Regions from separate parts of the Mus musculus genome. Here regions 1 and 2 are each linked to region 3. A link is a loop called in an ENCODE intact Hi-C map of the cell type or tissue named here. Cell type or tissue: left cerebral cortex. All regions are shown on one strand. Each heading gives the region's core, and the rest is flanking DNA. Links, peaks and the distances in the headings are about the cores only.

What was found. Hi-C counts contacts between places; a loop is a spot of excess contacts. Peaks named below come from ENCODE experiments on the same cell type or tissue, not always from the same donor. Only the 100,000 strongest peaks of a DNase experiment are listed, where the experiment ranks them.
Region 1: a loop joins it to region 3, with 3 times the contacts of the local background. A loop is called at or near these places in 24 of 42 quality-filtered maps.
Region 2: it touches region 3 in a loop (2.4-fold over the local background); 16 of 42 quality-filtered maps call a loop at or near these places.

Annotation. Positions count from the first base shown.
Region 1 is chr14:27,404,810-27,409,809 of GRCm38, forward strand. Gm52095 (a long non-coding RNA gene) reads right to left here. Exons shown (of 4, transcript XR_003951011.1): 4 at 1,073-1,353. Among named protein-coding and RNA genes, the nearest start is that of Gm34702, 7.0 kb to the left of the region's middle. In left cerebral cortex, for the core only: no CTCF peak of the experiment used is centred there; no DNase peak of the experiment used is centred there.
Region 2 is chr14:27,427,519-27,432,518 of GRCm38, forward strand. Tasor (transcription activation suppressor) reads left to right here and starts at 1,316. Exons shown (of 24, transcript NM_001114879.2): 1 at 1,316-1,866. The coding sequence starts at 1,551. Gm52095 (a long non-coding RNA gene) reads right to left here and starts at 1,109. Exons shown (of 4, transcript XR_003951011.1): 1 at 1,024-1,109. In left cerebral cortex, for the core only: a CTCF peak has its summit at 2,034; DNase peaks (open chromatin) are centred at 1,262 and 2,028; H3K4me3 peaks cover 2,093 bases; H3K27ac peaks cover 1,806 bases.
Region 3 is chr14:27,335,358-27,341,779 of GRCm38, forward strand. It overlaps Arhgef3 (Rho guanine nucleotide exchange factor (GEF) 3), which reads left to right and starts at 680. Exons shown (of 10, transcript NM_001289687.1): 1 at 680-912. The coding sequence starts at 820. In left cerebral cortex, for the core only: a CTCF peak has its summit at 2,870 (motif pointing right); DNase peaks (open chromatin) are centred at 650, 1,267, 1,345, 1,976 and 1 more place; H3K4me3 peaks cover 3,130 bases; H3K27ac peaks cover 2,316 bases.

The DNA of each region.
Region 1 (5,000 bases), core at 1-5,000, 69 kb after region 3:
CCATATCCTTTAACACACTGTCCACTCCTAGATTTGGCACAGCGTTCACATAGATGGTAAGTCCAGTTTTGTTTTTCTCAAGGGAAAAAATATCAAGTTTTCTGTCTGCAATCCCAGCACCGTAGAGGTTGAAGCAAGAGAATTGTTTTAATTTGATGGCTAGCCTGGGCTAGATAGTACCAGGTCAGTCAGCTACATAGTTAAATATCACACACACACACAAAATGAAAAAGAAAGGAAGGAAGGAGCCGGGCGTGGTGACGCACGCTTTTAATCCCAGCACTCGGGAGGCAGAGGCAGGTGGATTTCTGAGTTCGAGGCCAGCCTGGTCTACAGATCGAGTTCCAGGACAGCCAGGGCTACACAGAGAAACCCTGTCTCGAAAAACAAACAAAAAAAGAAAAAAAGAAAGAAGGAAGGAAGGGAGTGAGGAAGGGGAGGAAGGAAGAAAGGAAGGGAGAAAGTGAAAGAAAAAGAAAACCCGTCTGCTTTGTTCTCTGGTCTCCCTTTGCCCATGCTTCAGAGACATTTTGGACAGTCTCCACATTTTGTTTCTAGAGTGGCATTGGCTTGTTGACTCTAGGCGCTGTATCTTTGCTAGAAGGTTAGTTGTTGGTGCTGACATTTTGAGAGTTAGTACAAGTGGCGGCAGGCTACATGGGCTTCAGTCTGCTCTGAGGCTGTTATAGTACATGCAACTAGATGTAATCCTTGTAGTCAAGACACAATGAAAACAGCCGGGGCTGGCAATCTTGTGCAGAATTAGAGTGTGGTTTCAGTTTCTGGCTTGTGGTCACTGCCACTGACTGCTTTAGTTTCCATTGCCAGAAGTCTCCAGCTGCTAAGAATGCAAACTTCGTGGTTGTTACAGGATGCTACAGCCCATCTCGGTGAGCAGCCTGTTCAACTTTATGTTCTCTATGCACCCATTTTTTTTTTTTTTTTTACTTCCCCAAATCTAGAGCACCACCTGGTTCTAGAGAATGGACATGCAGAATTGGAAGACAGTTCCCCAAACCCAGAGCTGTCTATAGGGATCTTAACGTCATCAGGATCAGAAGCCCCACATGAGCAAGGCCACCTTGAGAAGAGGTCACTACCCCTCAAGTCTGTGTAGGCAGACAGTTTTAACAATGTCACTGCTCCTTACATCACACCTTTTTTCTTCAGGAATGTTGGTGGTTCTCCCAGTCAGCAACAGGCCTACCTAGACAGAGCGGTTTATCAAGGGGTAGCCTAGTTTCCTTTGTTGCTGTGATAAATACCATGACCGAAAGCAACTTGGAGAGGAAAGGGTTTATTTCTACTTACAGTTTCAGGTTACAGTCCCATCAAGGAAAGTCAAGGCAGGAACTGAAACAAACCATGGAAGAATGATCTTTACTGGTCCACTCACTGATTTATGCTCAGCCAGCTTTTTCTTTTTCTTTTTAATGTATCTCCCTGCCAAAGGGAATGGTGCCACCCATAGTGGGCTTGGGTCTCCCTGCCCCCCACTAATTATCAGTGAACACAATTTACCATAAACATGGCCACAGGTCAATCTGATCAAAGCTGTTCTTCAATTAAGGTTCCCTTTTCCCATGTGATTCTACATTGTAAAGTTGTTGCATGAGACCCTGTCATAACATACATACATGGTGGGGGGAATATTTGAGATACAGAATGTGATGGGGAAGGGGACCCAAAAGGGTAACAGTATGAATATGACCAAAGTACATTATATTCATGTATGAATACAAGGGAGCAGGGAAGATATTCCATTGGTAAAGTACCTGTCTTGCAAGCATGGAGACTTAATGTGATCCTCAGAATACACTACACTTGCAAGGTGACATGGCATGATCTTGTAGTTCCAGACTGGGAAGATGGAGGAGATAGGGGGATCCTTGGAGCCCACCTAATTGGTTAATCAGAGACTGTGTCAGGGAAGGTGGAGAGTGTGCCCGGGGATGACACCCAGGGTTGTTCTCTGGCCTCCACTTGCACACACACACACACACACACACACACGTATACACATACACCTGTATTTGAAGAAATGTCACAATGAGGGACAGGGAGAGTTGGCTCGGTCTTAAAGGGCTTGCCGTACAAGCATCAGGACTTGAGTTCAGATCCGCAGCATCCATGGAAAATCCTAGCACTCGGGAGGTGAGCATGTGAGAGCATGTGTCTGTACCTCAGCACCTGGGGAGGGGGTTTGCAAATGAGCGGACCCCAAGGGCTCACTTGCCAGCCAGTCTAGCCGACATGTGGAAGTTTAGACCAAATGAGAGGTCCTGCTTTGAAAGTTCAGGTGGCGAACAGCAGAGGAAGGCAGCCAACCTGATGTCACCCTCTGGACTTCTCATGGGCCAGCACATTGGCATACACACAAAATTCTTGCCACAGAGGAACCCATTGCTTAGTACATGCTAAAAGAAAAAGCAAAGGTGAACCCTTGGGCGGGAGCCTCTTTAGTTTTGATATATGTGTACATACTTTTAGGAGCCTTCTCAATAAAGAGAATCAGGAATTTTGTTGTTGTTGTTGTTGTTCATCGGGTTGCGCTAGGGAGTGTGTGTGTGTGTGTGTGTGTGTGTATTTCCTTTGGAGAAAGGGTCTCACTGTGTTTTCCACACTCATCTCGAACTTGCTGTAGAGAATAGACTGATCTTGAGCTTGGAGCAACTCTCCTGGCTCTGACTACATTACAGCACTATAGTGAGCAGCACACCTAGCCTTCATATATGCACTTTTAAATTGGGTTTTTCTGCATGTATTAACACTGGGATCAAACAGTAGGTGAGTACTCACATCACTGAGCTACATCCTCAACTTCTATTTTTATTTTATTTATTTATTTATTTATTTATTTATTTATTTATTTTGGTTTTTCAAGACAGGATTTCTCTGTATAGTCCTGGCTGTCCTGGAACTCACTCTGTAGACCAGGCTGGCCTTGAACTCAGAAACCCGCTTATCTCTGCCTCCCAAGTGCTGGGATTAAAGGCGTGCGCCACCATGTTGGGTTCAAAGTATGAATGGCTTCAAAACAATTCTGAGATATTTGTTTGCTTCCTGTCGTTGTGGATGAGCAGTTTTTTAAGGTAAAAGAAAATCTTTCAAAAACAGAAGCAAAATACCTTCTGGACCAGATAAAGCTAAGGAAGTCACCATCCAGAGACCTCTAGGGTAAGAAACCTGGTAGAGGGGCTGGAGAGATGGCTCAGTGCTTAAGAGCATGAACTGCTCTTCCAAAGGTCCTGAGTTCGAATCCCAGCAACCACATGATAGTTCACAACCATCTGTAATGGGATCTGATACCCTTTTCTGGTGTGTCTGAAGACAGCTACAGTGTACTCATATACATAAAATTAATTCTTTTTTTTTAAAAAAAACCTGGATCTGAGAATTCTGGGAGACTAAAAAGTATCTACTTGTGTGAGGTTTGCATTGTTATGACAAAATGCCAGAGAGGAACAATTTAAGAAGAAATTTGACTCATGGCTTTCAGTCTTGGTCATTTACCCCCATTCTTTGGTACCTGAGACAAGCTTGGCAGGCCATCACAGTGCAAGTAAACAGGAAAGTGGCGCTGCACATCTTGTGGCAGCCAGAAAAGGGAGACAGGAAGAACCAAGGAACACAATACAGCCTTCAAAGGCGGCCACTCCCAGTGACCTGCTGGTGTCCCCAGGCCCTGACAGCAGATAGATAGACTCCACATCTGTAGAGACTGAATTTGTGATATAGGTGCCAAAGGGAAGACTTCGGAGGAAGACAAGTAAGAGGGTATGAAACTGCCATTACTCTGTGACTAACTTACCTAAAAGGTTCAGAATCTAAGCCAGGGGTAGTAGCAGAAGCCTGGGATCATGAAACACTTGGGAGGTGAAAGTAGGAGAACTGTGAGTTCAAGGCCAACCTGAACTATATTTCAAGTACCAGGTAAGCGAAGGCTACATAGACCTGCCTCGAGAGGTTGGCGAGGTAGCTCAGCGGAAAAGAGCATTAGCTGCTCTTTCGAGGACCCAGACTCTATTCCAGCGCCCACATGGTAGCTAATGAACGTCTAGAGCTCCAGGTCGAGGGGATCAGATTCTCCTTTCTGGCCTTGTCCAGGCACACACCTGGTATGTAGACATATGCAGTAAAACATCTATATGCAGATTTTTTTTTTTTTTAATTTTTAAAGAAAAGGAACCTGTCTCAAGAAAAACAAAGCATTCATCACCGGAGAGAGCAAGCTAAGAGCACTTGCTGAGTTTGCTGTGCGATCATGAGGAGTCAGGTTCAGAGCCAGTGCCACATAATAAGTCAGGAGCTTATAACTCCAGCTCACAACAATCCGGTATCCCCTTATGGCCTCTGTGCACTCATAGGAGCACGCACCTGCACATATCCACACAGACACATGCATACACATATTTTCTTTTCAAATTCTGAATCTTATGAACCCATTCATGAGATTAGACCCTTGCCTCATCGAACGTCCCAAAACCTCATCTCTGAACAGTACTGCACTGTAAACTAAATCTTTTACCTGAGAGCTCATGAAAGATGTGCAAGATCCAAGCATACCAGCACAGTGTGGAGAGACAACCTGGAGATGTCCCTCATAGACTCAGAAGAACAGTGACCAGAGCACTGATGTCAAGACGCACGCACGGAACTCTGAAGACCATCTATCTATCCAAGACAATGAGGAAGAGCTCATGGTTTTGGGAATCATGTCTGTCCTCACAAACCAACCTAGGAAAATACCATAGTCTAGAGATCACTGTGAATTATTCAGAAGACTCTGGCTTCAGGAGTAGAGAAATAATTAGCCTTAAACACTATGATACTGCTGGACAGGTCTTAAAGACCAAAAAGACTTTAACTGTTTCCAAGTTACTGCACCCCAAAGGAAGGCCTAGGAATATAAAAATACAAAAGTACCCAGCATCTCTCATTAAAGTCCACAATGTTGATGATTCAACGATTCCAAGGCACAGACAGAAAAAAAAAATACA
Region 2 (5,000 bases), core at 1-5,000, 92 kb after region 3:
AACTGATTTACATACACTTTTCCTTGATTTGGTTCACAGAGGTGCAGGTTTTACACTACACACGATGCCAAACAATGGATGCTTATCCCAGATCCTCTGCTGCTCTTGGAGAGCTCTTCAAGTACCAATCACTTGACAGAGGCTGTGGCTCTTTTGCAGTTTATTATCTTGGCCTAACAATTCCTTCAGTAATATTGAGGTGTTGGGGGACAAAGACCTGGGCGTCCTGCTGCTGTTGCTTAGAGATCTTGAGTAAAAAGTATCCCGTGTTTCTTCATCAAATGCATTATTGGGCCGGAGCTGCTTGAAAACTAGGCCTTAGGCTGTATAAATACTTTGGATGAAATTAGACCTGGCTTTTGTCATCTCAATTTGCCTAAATTTCAACATTTAAATTGTGCAAAAGCATCTACTTGGTATCTGTTGTGAGAATGTGTCTATACAGATGGTAACTCAGAACCCCTTACCTAGAAAGAAACTATTGAAAGGCCCTCCCTTCATTTCACTATCAAATTGTTTTCTTCTAGGTGGTCGAACATTCTTCTAGGTGTGCGAGCATTCGTGCCTCCCATCATTAGGTTGTAAATTGTGCGGAAGAATCCCAAATATTGAATGTTTGCTTATGTAGTGCTTTGGTCTGGAGTACGACCAGTGCTCGTGATCTACTGGGAAAGCAGAAAGTCTGGATGGAATAGGATGTTATCACCCTGCTTATCACTGGAGGCCATTTTCTTATCTCTCTTCACTGCCTTTCTTATTGTTTGTTTATAGTCTTTATGCATATAGGTGGCTTGCCTGCATTTATGATAGAGCACCACACGTATACCTAGTGCCCTCCGAGGCCAGAAAAGGACTTGGATTCTTTGAAGTGACTAACTGCTGGTTGAGTTGTCCTATGTCGGCTGGAGCTCGAATTCTGGTCCTTTGGAAGATCAGCTCAGAGCAGACCGATCACACGACCAGGATCAGCCAATTATGTGCCGGGTTTGGTCCACAGACCTCCGGAGGAAAGAAGGTGCTTACTTGCAAGAGTACTGTCCGAAAGACGTCCTCTGGGCTTGCCTCCGTCAAACGCAGTGCGGAGAGGGCAGGGCCCAGGAATCCGCAGAATGCTGCCAAGCCCAAGCCCTCACTCTGAAGCGATGGCGTCGACGCTTTCCCCGGGCGTGGCACTCTCCTCTTTTGGCGGGCTCGGCATCGCGAGGCTCCGCCCTCCTGGAACGGTCTCTCTGCAGTCGCGGAGGCGGGCTCTGCATTTCTATTGGTAGAGCGGGTCCGCCGAGGCCCCGCCCCCTCCCGGGCCCGACGCGAGCACGTTGGGTAGCCAGGGCCGGTTGAAAAGCCGCCCGAATCCGGAGCAGCTCCCGGGGCGAGAGGCACGCTTAGGGCCGCGGTGGCGGTTAAGAGGCGTCTCTGTGGCTGGAGTGCGGTCCCCGGGGGCGGAGGGGCCGGGTGGGCCGAGACCTCGGCGGCCTGGCCCGCCGCCCTTCCTCCCCTACGCCCGTCGACCTTGTGGGCGGAAGCTCCCTGGAGCGCCTCACGCCCGCGCGATGGCGACTGCCGCGGAGACGGAGGCCCCTTCGACGGACGCGAGCTGGAAAAGCCGCGGCGGCGGCGGCGGAGACGACGGGATGAAGCCAGCGCTTCCGGAGCTTGAGTCCTCCCTACAAAATGGCGGCGGCGACGGCGGCGGCGGCGCGGGGCCTGAGGAGACCGCGGCAGCTGAAGCCGCCCGGAGCTACGGCCACGAGCAGCCTCAGCAAACCTCCGAAGCGGCCGCGGCCGCTCTGCCCAAAGGCGCCGAAGAGCCGGAAAGGCCTTTTAGGCGGAGTTTTCAGATCCCCAGGAAGAGCAGAGAAAAGAAAGGTGGTGCCTCCCCTTCCTCCCACCCCCTCTCTCGCTTCCCTCCCCCTCCATCTTTTTCATTAAGACCTCTCTGTCTCCTCTCCCCACACCCATCCGAGACACGTAAACACGCACGCAAGCGCCAGCAGCCTCTCCGCTCACGGCCACGGCCGCCCAGCCGCCCTTGGTGCGAGAGGATAGGGTGGAACCACGCTCCGCCGCTCCCCCTCTCCCCGTGGAAGTTGGAAGTAGCTCAGGTTTGAAGCGTTTCCATAAGGCTGCGGCTCCCCGAGCGGAAAGATGGTGCTCGGTGCCCCTCTTTTCCCCCAAGCCCCGAAGGCAGAGAAGCTGATGGTGGCCTCCTAAAGATGCTTCTGAGAAGTCTGCTTGTGGAAGTAGCCTGTGGCCATGGATTCTGAGGCTTTCTCCAAGGCCACTGCGTTCTAAGGACAAGTGTTTCTCACTGTGGAAATTCTTCAGCTCTGTGTGTCTACTTGAAATGTGCTCGATGTCAGCGTCTTCTATTTAGAAAACTCTCCATTAGTATATGCGCTCCATGCAGTTTTCCATCACACTTCATTTCCATGTAGTTTTTTTTTTTTTTTTTTTGGAAAAGCATTAGCTTACGTAGGTTCTTCTGTATAACTTCCAAGCCTAGAATGACTTTTCTTAAACGATTATAGGAACAGTTGGGTTGCTTACTTTTTGAGATCTTAGTGCCATATTGTAAAACGTACACTTTTTTTTTTCTTAGAGTAGGTTTTGACTGTCCGATAATTTGGAATTTTCTGGATTTGACTTAAACACTTACCTTCTTACTGCGTGTTTTTTTTTTTAATTGTTTATTTCCCAAATCTTTTTTTTTTGTCATTTGAATATCTGAAGATTTAGAATCTTGATTGGAACCGTGCATCTGGGTAACCAACTCTCTGCACAACTGAGATTATGAAAGTATAAAGAAAGTTCCTTTCTAAATGGATGACAAAGCGAAGGAAATAGCATGAGAAACCATGCAGAGAAGGATGAAGTTGATCTTTGCCGGCTGAAGTGAATGTTTCTAGAAATACTCTTTAAATGATGTAATACTTTAGGGTGTAGGGCAAGACAGTGAATTCACTTGATGTCGTTAAGGTGTGTATGGCTGTGCTGATACAAGAAAAGTTAGATACTCATCCCCAACCGCCAGTTGGTAGAAAAGGTGAGAAGTACTTTTAAGTAGGGCCTCATAATGTAGTAAGGGCTTAACAGTTTCAAGCTGTATCAAACCTTTTTGACATCCTATTTTGGATTTTAAATGACTAAGGCTTTGAACAAATCATTAAAACAAGACTTTAAAAAGGGACCAGAAAACTGGCTTAGAGTCCTTTAGGATTCTGTTTGAAAATTTAGTAAGGTAGTATGTACTTCTTAAATTTCATAAGCCAAATCCAGAAGTTGCTCTAAAATGACTGCCCTTGAACATACTAAAAGTGGCACAGGGAATTAGGGAGTATAAACCTTAGCTGCTTTTTCCGTGGAGTCTGATGTATTCCTTGGGGGAAATGAGATAGTTTCCATTTTGCCTAGGGATATGATTTTTACTTTCTCAATTGTAAGGGAGGTTGTAGTTAGAAAAACATGGTAGGGTTTTTTTAAATTTTTACTGAAAATAATTCTTAATATCTTACTGTAAATCAGGCAGCAGTTGTTCAAATAGTACATAATAGGGTCAAATCAAAACTTTACAAAAACCAAATAATAGAATCTCCTTAAGTTGTTCAGCCCTTCGACTTGAAATGCTCCTGTCTCAGCCTTCCTGCTAGGTGGAATTACAGGTGATATCATGATCTATTAATACAGCGCTTTCAAGTAACTATTTTACCCATCTCAGATTTTATTCTAAATTGGGAGAAGTTAGTCTTTGAATTTCAATTTTATAGTTAAAAACATTGTCACTTTAGAACAGTTACAAGAGTCTTTTTCCTTTTTTTTTTTTTTTTTAAAGACAGCCTTACAGCCTTTTACATAGTCCTGGCTGCCTTGGAACTCACAGAGATCCACCTACCGTTCTCTTCAGAGTGCTGGGATTGAAAATAAGCAATACCAGCCTTACCTGTCTCTGTCTGTCTGTCTCTCTCTCTCTCTTTAAACATCACTTAATTGGATATAGTGTGCAACACAGAACAAATGGTTGGAAGGAAAACAAAATAGTATAGAGACTGTTAAGTTTCCTTCCATCATTGATGAGAAGGTTTGAAAGTATGTTTAGGATTTAGCTTGGTACTAATGGTCATCTGACTTGCTAGTATAAAAATTTTTTTTTATAGATTTACCAGTCTTAACTGTTTTCTGGTGAAACTTAAAGTTTGGATGTTAATTTTTAAACAATTTCTTAAAATACCATTCAGTATAATTTATAGGCCATGCTGCCATCAAACATGCAGCCATCCTCTTGTCTCAAGTTTCCTAAGTGCTAAAGTTTCACAGAAATAGGAACTTGTCCAGCTCTTGAAAGTTTCCTTGATGACAATAGCATGATATCTAAATGCTGCCATTTTAGTGGTATACTGGCAAGCAATATTGTACTTGATAGGTTGTAGACATTGCTCTTTGTACATAATTACATCTCAACGATTCTTTGTGGTAGGTATATGTCCATTTTACAGAAAAACTGAAGTACTGAGAAGTCACTTGTCACTTAATAAATGGAATTTGAACATGTATAGACAACTTGGAACTACTCAACTCTAGTGAGGTTATTCCTAATAGTCTAAATTATATTTTTATTTAGGGAGGCAGGGTTTATTTTGGCTCACAGTTTCAGGGTATAGTTGATTATGCTGAGAAGTCATAACAGCACAAGCCTGGCAGATAATCACATGACAAAACATCTGTAATCAGAAAACAGAGATGAATGCTCCCTCCTCCCCCATGCTCCCTGTGAATTCCAAGCTGGCCTCAAACTCAAAACTTGGATACTACTACTTTAGCCTCCTAACACCGCCACGAGTGGCTTTATAATCTAGAATTTAAGTTAGCTTTTTATTTGACCAGTTGTGAAATTGCAAAGTTTAGCATATATTCAACCTTGGGGAGAATTTTGAGATGGAAAGATTATGTTCACTGTAAGTAATGGCAGATTATATGTTTTAGAAGGTTTTGTATTTTAAGTTTTT
Region 3 (6,422 bases), core at 548-5,547:
CAACGATCTTGTAATTACTTCTTGGGCATTTAAAACGTCAGTGTTTCCCCAGAAAAGATCCCCAAAAGCGTGGTCTTCGCTCTAAGCTGGAAACAGACTGAATCAGTCCAGCGTGGGTGTAGGCTGTAGGTGTAGGGGCCTGTGTGGTGGGGGAGGAGAGGGGATGGTTAGAGGGGACTCCGTTCCTTCCGTACTGCGTGGTGGAAAGTATTTGTCTCTCAGCTTTGGAGCTTGGTTTCACGGTGCTTTTTGAACTGCACTTAAAATGGGTGCATTTTACTGTTTGGACTGCTTTTACCTACTAAAGCTTATTTTTAGTAAAATGTATCCAGGACAGCCAGAGATGTAGAGAAACCCTGCACACGCAGGTTTCCTCCCCTAACCCCTCGGAAAGTGAGAGCCTGGCTTGGGACTTGCCCCCTGCTCTATCAGCGTTTGCCTAGGGTCCTGGTTTCCTTGCTACAAGCTATGTAGCGGTCTGGGGTCTGGCAGCTCCACGCAAGCGTCCCCTGAGGTCCCCAAAGTCTGCAGAACCGCCCCAGCCTCAGGAGGCGTCTGTAAGTTCGCACCTGGCGCTCCTTGGAGGGCGGGGTGGGCCTCTCTAGTCCCGCCTACCCGCCCTCCCTCAGTGGGCATGGCTTAAAGCGGCCCCGCCCTTCCCGGTGGAGCTTAGGCGTCAGGTCCACTCTGCAAGAAGCAGCTGTAGGTGTTCGCATCGCCGTCGCCTGCATCGTGGAGCTCGGGCCCTCTTTTACCCGGGATTTTTGTTGTCGCCTGAAATTAGCGGTGACATCTCAAAGGGCAGGCCCGGCAGCCGCCATGGTGGCCAAGGATTACCCCTTCTACCTCACTGTCAAGAGGGCAAACTGCAGCTTGGAGGCGCCCCTGGGCAGCGGGGTGGCCAAGGACGAGGTAGGACGCGCCCTCCACACACCTGCACCTCCGGGCTTCTCTGCCACCTCACCCTGTGTACCGCTCGCTTTCTCTCCGTCTCCCCCACGTGCTGCGCTTCTCCAGATCGCCCCTTCAAGTGTTCCCTCTCACGCCTTCTCTGTGGGTCCTCTATCGCTGCCCTGCTCCCTGAGCTCGGGAACCGCAGATCTTTGATGCTGCTTCTTTCCTTCCGAGCGACTGGCAGACCGAACCCCAGTCTCTGTCTAGAGCCTGCAAAGGCACCTACCTACCCGCTGCCCTGTTAGGAAGGCCCGGGTGTCGAGAGAGAGCCTCGTAAAGCAATGTCTCCCCGTCCCCGGCCGGGGTTAAGAGAGCTAAGTTCTTGGGGACCGGTTCAGACATTTCACCAGACACACTTGGTTTTGTAGCTGTTTGAGAGCAAGGGCGGGACAGGGCACCTTTACTTGTCACAAGTAACCAATAAAGGAGGTTGGGGGAAGGGTGTCGTTCATTTTGGGTCTGAGCTAAATGAGTAATTGAGGCTCTCCTTCATGACTGCTGAAAACGAGCTAAAACGTTGGTGAATGGGAAGCTGACTTGAAATGCTAGAAACAGTTCCCATTCTGGGAACTTGGGCGCGGGGAGAGGGGCAGTGCCCTTGGGTAATCCAGGGAGTCCTCTCAGTTTGGCTTTCTTAGGCTTTCCTCTCCCACCCCCATGTGTCCTGTCTCTGGCAAATTGCTGACTGCCCTTAGAAGTTGGTTAGGTTCAGTTGGGGGAGAAGACGATTCTCATTCTTTTTCAAGGTTTTAGAGAAGACAGTTAATTGTCTTATCAGACTCCAGTTTTGCTGTGGTGGAGTCCGTAGGACCAGCTCATCATGTCGTCTGTCTGTGTCTGTGTCTGTGTGTGTGTGTGTGTGTGTGTGTGTGTGTGTGTGTGTGTGTGTTCGTTCTCCACTTTCCTCTGCCTCACTCTGAGAGACTCGGGGTGGGCAGTGACGCTGGAGGCAGGTGTGTGTCCCGCCTTGTCACAGCACTGTTGATTCCACCTACACAACACATGTAGGTCTGCTTGGTGTGTGCCCTTGACGCTCTGAATTCTGTATAGGTGTGTTTTGGGGGTTGGTAGCATCAGAGATCCATTTCCTCCAACAAGATTGCCTCCCTTCAACAGGACTCCACCAGATTCTGGTTAGATCCTCCTTTTTGTTTGCTGAGCACAAGATAAGCCTCTGGCCTTTCCGTAGCTAGTTGAATATTTGTAGAGTTTGTAGTCTCAGCAGCTGTGGAAGTGTAGTGGGCTCTCATCTGTTTGGTACCGTCATGGAGTTCAGGTTGATAGAGCCTAGAATGGATATGAGTTTTCAGTAGCAATGGGACTGGTGGCTTCTCCAACTCCTGGGAGGAGATAAAGCATACCTGGTTTGGTTAATACATTAAAGTGGGCCAGAGAAGATAAGAGTGAAAATCGCTGGGAATTCTGACCAGGCTTTTTTTTTTTTTTTCATCTTTTTGTCTTGAGTTTTGGGGTCCTGTGGTAAAGGCTTGAGTGAACCTGTCTGCTTATTCCTTCTTCCCTTGTTAGTCATAGTCTGTAGATATATATGTGCTGTAGCATTTCAGGAACAGTTATGCTAATTTTCCTCACTACTAATAGGATCCACAAAATAAAGTATATCTTATTTTCCCTTTGTGGGGATGTAATTATGTAAAAACAAGGATGGGAGGTGAGTGCTTTTGGGGAATATTGGTATTTTTCAGGGATCACCATTGAGTTTTATTAATATAATTGTCTTTACCATAATCAAAGTACACTTTACACAACTTGATGGCTCCGACTTTGTTGGTCAGCTATAAATCACTTCCCAATAATGAAGATAGGCTAGATTGGAAAAAGAAACTTAAGTGGGTTTCAGGGCAAGTTTCATTAGCACAAAAGGCGACTGAACAGAAATATATATTTTCTGCCGGTAGGTGTCGCCAGTATTTATAAATGTCTAACAGCAACAACCAAAAACCACATTCCCTCACTGTCTTAAAAAAAACAAGATTATATAATTGTTTATAAAATAGATATTAAGTCCTGAGAACGTTTCTTTTTCAAGAAACTTTTCTTTTTTTGTAAAAAGAACGATAATAAAAGGAAACCTGTGTGTCTGAAGGCCTTCCTGAGATGACAGGACCTGTTGACCTTCAGGGCGCTTGTGTCGAGCACCTGTGCCTGGCACAATTGTGTGATGGCAGTTCCTCCTGAGCATGTTCGAGGGAAGACCGTGTGTGCAGTGTGGCCGTGGCTGCAGCCAGGTTCTTCTAGCACTCAGTCACCAGCAACTTGATGTTCACTTAACAGAAAGCTCAGCGGGGAACAGGTAACCATGCCATCTACCTGAGGAAAAATGATGAATACATTCTCTTAAAAGCAAATAATAAAATTTCTCTTCAGGGTTTAATTCAAATGCTTCTTTTTAAAATTTTATTGATAGTTTCCAGTGGAAGCAAAAACGATACATGTTTACATTTTTTCTTTAAAATAATCCATTTTAAACTTTAAAAAAATATTCCGCATAGGTTATGATAGTGCATGCCTGATATTTTGTATCAACTAATAAAATAGTGCTGCTTCTTCTGCCATTTCTTACATGGGTTGGATTGCAAATACTGCTCCTAAACCTGGCGTTTCTTATGGGTGTATGCGTTGGACTGCAAATGTTTAGGTGTAATGCCCCTGACTAACTAGCCATAAAATTCTCCAGCTCTCATCATCACTGTGAACTGTGAGGAGCTTTTTACACAGCTTTGGATTTTCACAGAAAATTGTCACGTGATACAAGCAGTTTATTAATGTAACCTTGCTCAGTTTATCTCCATTTTCATTGTCATGAAAACTTTGATCTCTGCTCACTCCAGGACTGCTCCGAGTACCTGCTCAGTTCCCTAAGTGGGAAGCTGAGAACGCTAATGAACCAGGCTGATTATCAGTTCAAAATCTGTTTCTCTGTGGTAAGGTTTACTTTAAATAGAAGGTGAGGTTTACTTTAAGTAGAAAATTCAGTAGCCAGGCATGGTTAAGGAAGTTAAGGTGAGGGCAGGCTTCTAAGAGTTGTAGGTCAACATTATGTTTACTATTTGTGTGTGTGTGTGTGTGTGTGTGTGTGTGTGTGTGTGTGTGTGTGTATGCATGCGCATGCGCGCACGCATATGTGCAAATTCAAGCATGTGAAGGTTAGAGAACATCTACCTCTCTCTCTGAAATGTTGAACGATCTGGGGATTGGACTGAGGCCATTAGGTTTGTATACCTGTTGCTCTTACCTGCTAGTCCATCTCCGTGACCTCAGTTTCATTTTTAATGGAATCCAGACATTTTTCTTGTGTTAGGCTTGGCATCCTGGTAGGCTTCTCACTTTGGGCATAGATGTGTTCCTTGGCATCAGGCCTCATTGGTTGGTGGTATTTCTAGCCATTGCTTCATCTCTTGGTGCTTATAAAAATCTCAGTGCATAGGTAATAGGTGTAGTTCATGAATAGTTGAATATTACCCTGGGCTCCCAAAAGTATAGGTTCTAGTTTTTACTCAATCAGTAGCCTTGCATAGTCTTATGAATAATGGCATACAGTGGATATAAAATTAAAGCATTCTACCATGCCAGGATCTCTTAAGACTCCTTGTAGCTCATCACAAAACATATATTAAATCCCAGCTTTGTGAATAAGGACACCAAAGAAAGGTGACTTGCAGAAAAAATACAAAGAAAATCCAACTCGATCCAAGATTCAATACCAGATTTTCTGATGGATTTAGCCTGGTGTTCAGTACTTAAAAAAAAAAAAAAACTAATGGAAAAAAATGAAGGTAAATGCAAAACAGACATATATAATGCCCCCAAATAAATACTGTCTTTTAAACAGGTAACCTTAACTGAGAATGTACCTCTGAAGCTTTAGCTACAGGACAAGCTGGGCCCCATGTTCTTCGGTGATTTGTGCCTCCCCCAGTCAACAACTGTATTTGAAAGTTGTACCCACTTAGAGGTACACTCTTTGGGTACCAGTTACCGAGCTAAGTGGTCAACTGGTTTTCTGGACTTAGCTTTTCTTGGAATCTACATTGTATAGTATTGAACTGTCAGTCTATATGGGCATGCAAACAGCCATGGCAGCTATTACAACTAAATCCTAAAAGTTCTTTAGATGGCTTAGTAGGCCTCAGATTTCTCTGGGTGAAAAGCTGCACAGTGACCCAGAGAGAGGTCACCACTCACTGGTAGTTCTGATTCAGGTCACTTGTTCCCCTGGAAGGGTGTCTTGCAGGTACAGTTCTCCAAGATGAGCACATAGTGGATAAGATATCTTAGAGGAAGGGAAGTTAACTTTATCCATGAGGACTTTTAGGCTGTTCCAGGGATTGACTCTGGAATAAGGCTATCTGGTCCCCTTATCTTCCCCACAACCTGATAGTGGAGTGACTTGGGCAAACCATTGTGCTAGTTTTCATGATCATAATCTAAGGTAATGATAGTGCTGCCTCCTAGAAATGTAGTGAAGGTCAAATAGGGAAGTTCATGTAGTTCCTGGCACATAGAAATCTCAGTGAGTGTTATCCAGCCTGGTGTGGTGACTCACACCTGTAATCTCAGCTCTAGGAGGTAGGGTGGAAGTATTCATGAGTTCAGGTCAAGCATGGATTATAAATCAAGGCCTTGTGTCAAAAAAAGAGCAAGGTCATGTGCATCACCCTAGTTAATGAATACACACACACACACACACACACAAACACACGTATCTCAATCATCCATGCATGGGGGGAGCTCCATATGTATGTCCTTCACTTTGATCATAATCACAATGATCATATGAAGTTAGTGCTACCCTCTGTCTTTGTTAGGGTTACTATTGCTGTGGTGAAACACCATGACCAAAAGCACATTGAGGTGAAAGGGTTTATTTGACTTCTATTTCCACATCACAGTTCATCATCAAAGTCAGGGCAGGAGCTCAGAGGCAAGAGCTGATGCAGAGGCCATGGGGGATGCGGCTTAATGGCTTGCTTCCCGTGGCTTGCTCAGCCTGCTTTCTTATAGAACCCAGGACTACCAGCGCAAGGAGGTAGTAGGCTGATACTACTACCGCAGCAGGCTGGGTCCTCCCCCATCAATCACTGATTAAGAAAATGTCCCACAGGCCTGTGTATAGCCCAATCTTAACAAGGCATTTTTCTTCCTCCTCTCAAAGTTGCCTCCTCTCAAAGTGACTTTAGGATGTGTCAACTTGACATAAAACTACCCAGCACGTCCTGTGTTGTAAAAAGAAGGAAAGACTCTGAGAACGATGTCATGGCTGAGCTATGTGGTAGAGGCCCCAAGACTCACAGCTTAGTCTGGCTGTGAAGTCTGTACTTTCCCAACCACATCACATTGCCACAAAGTGACTAAATCACCGGTCTCCTCACCACACGGCACCCGAAGGGTGAACCTGCTGCCTGCCCCAGAAATTGCCTCACAATCCAAGGCTCATTTTTTCTTCAGTG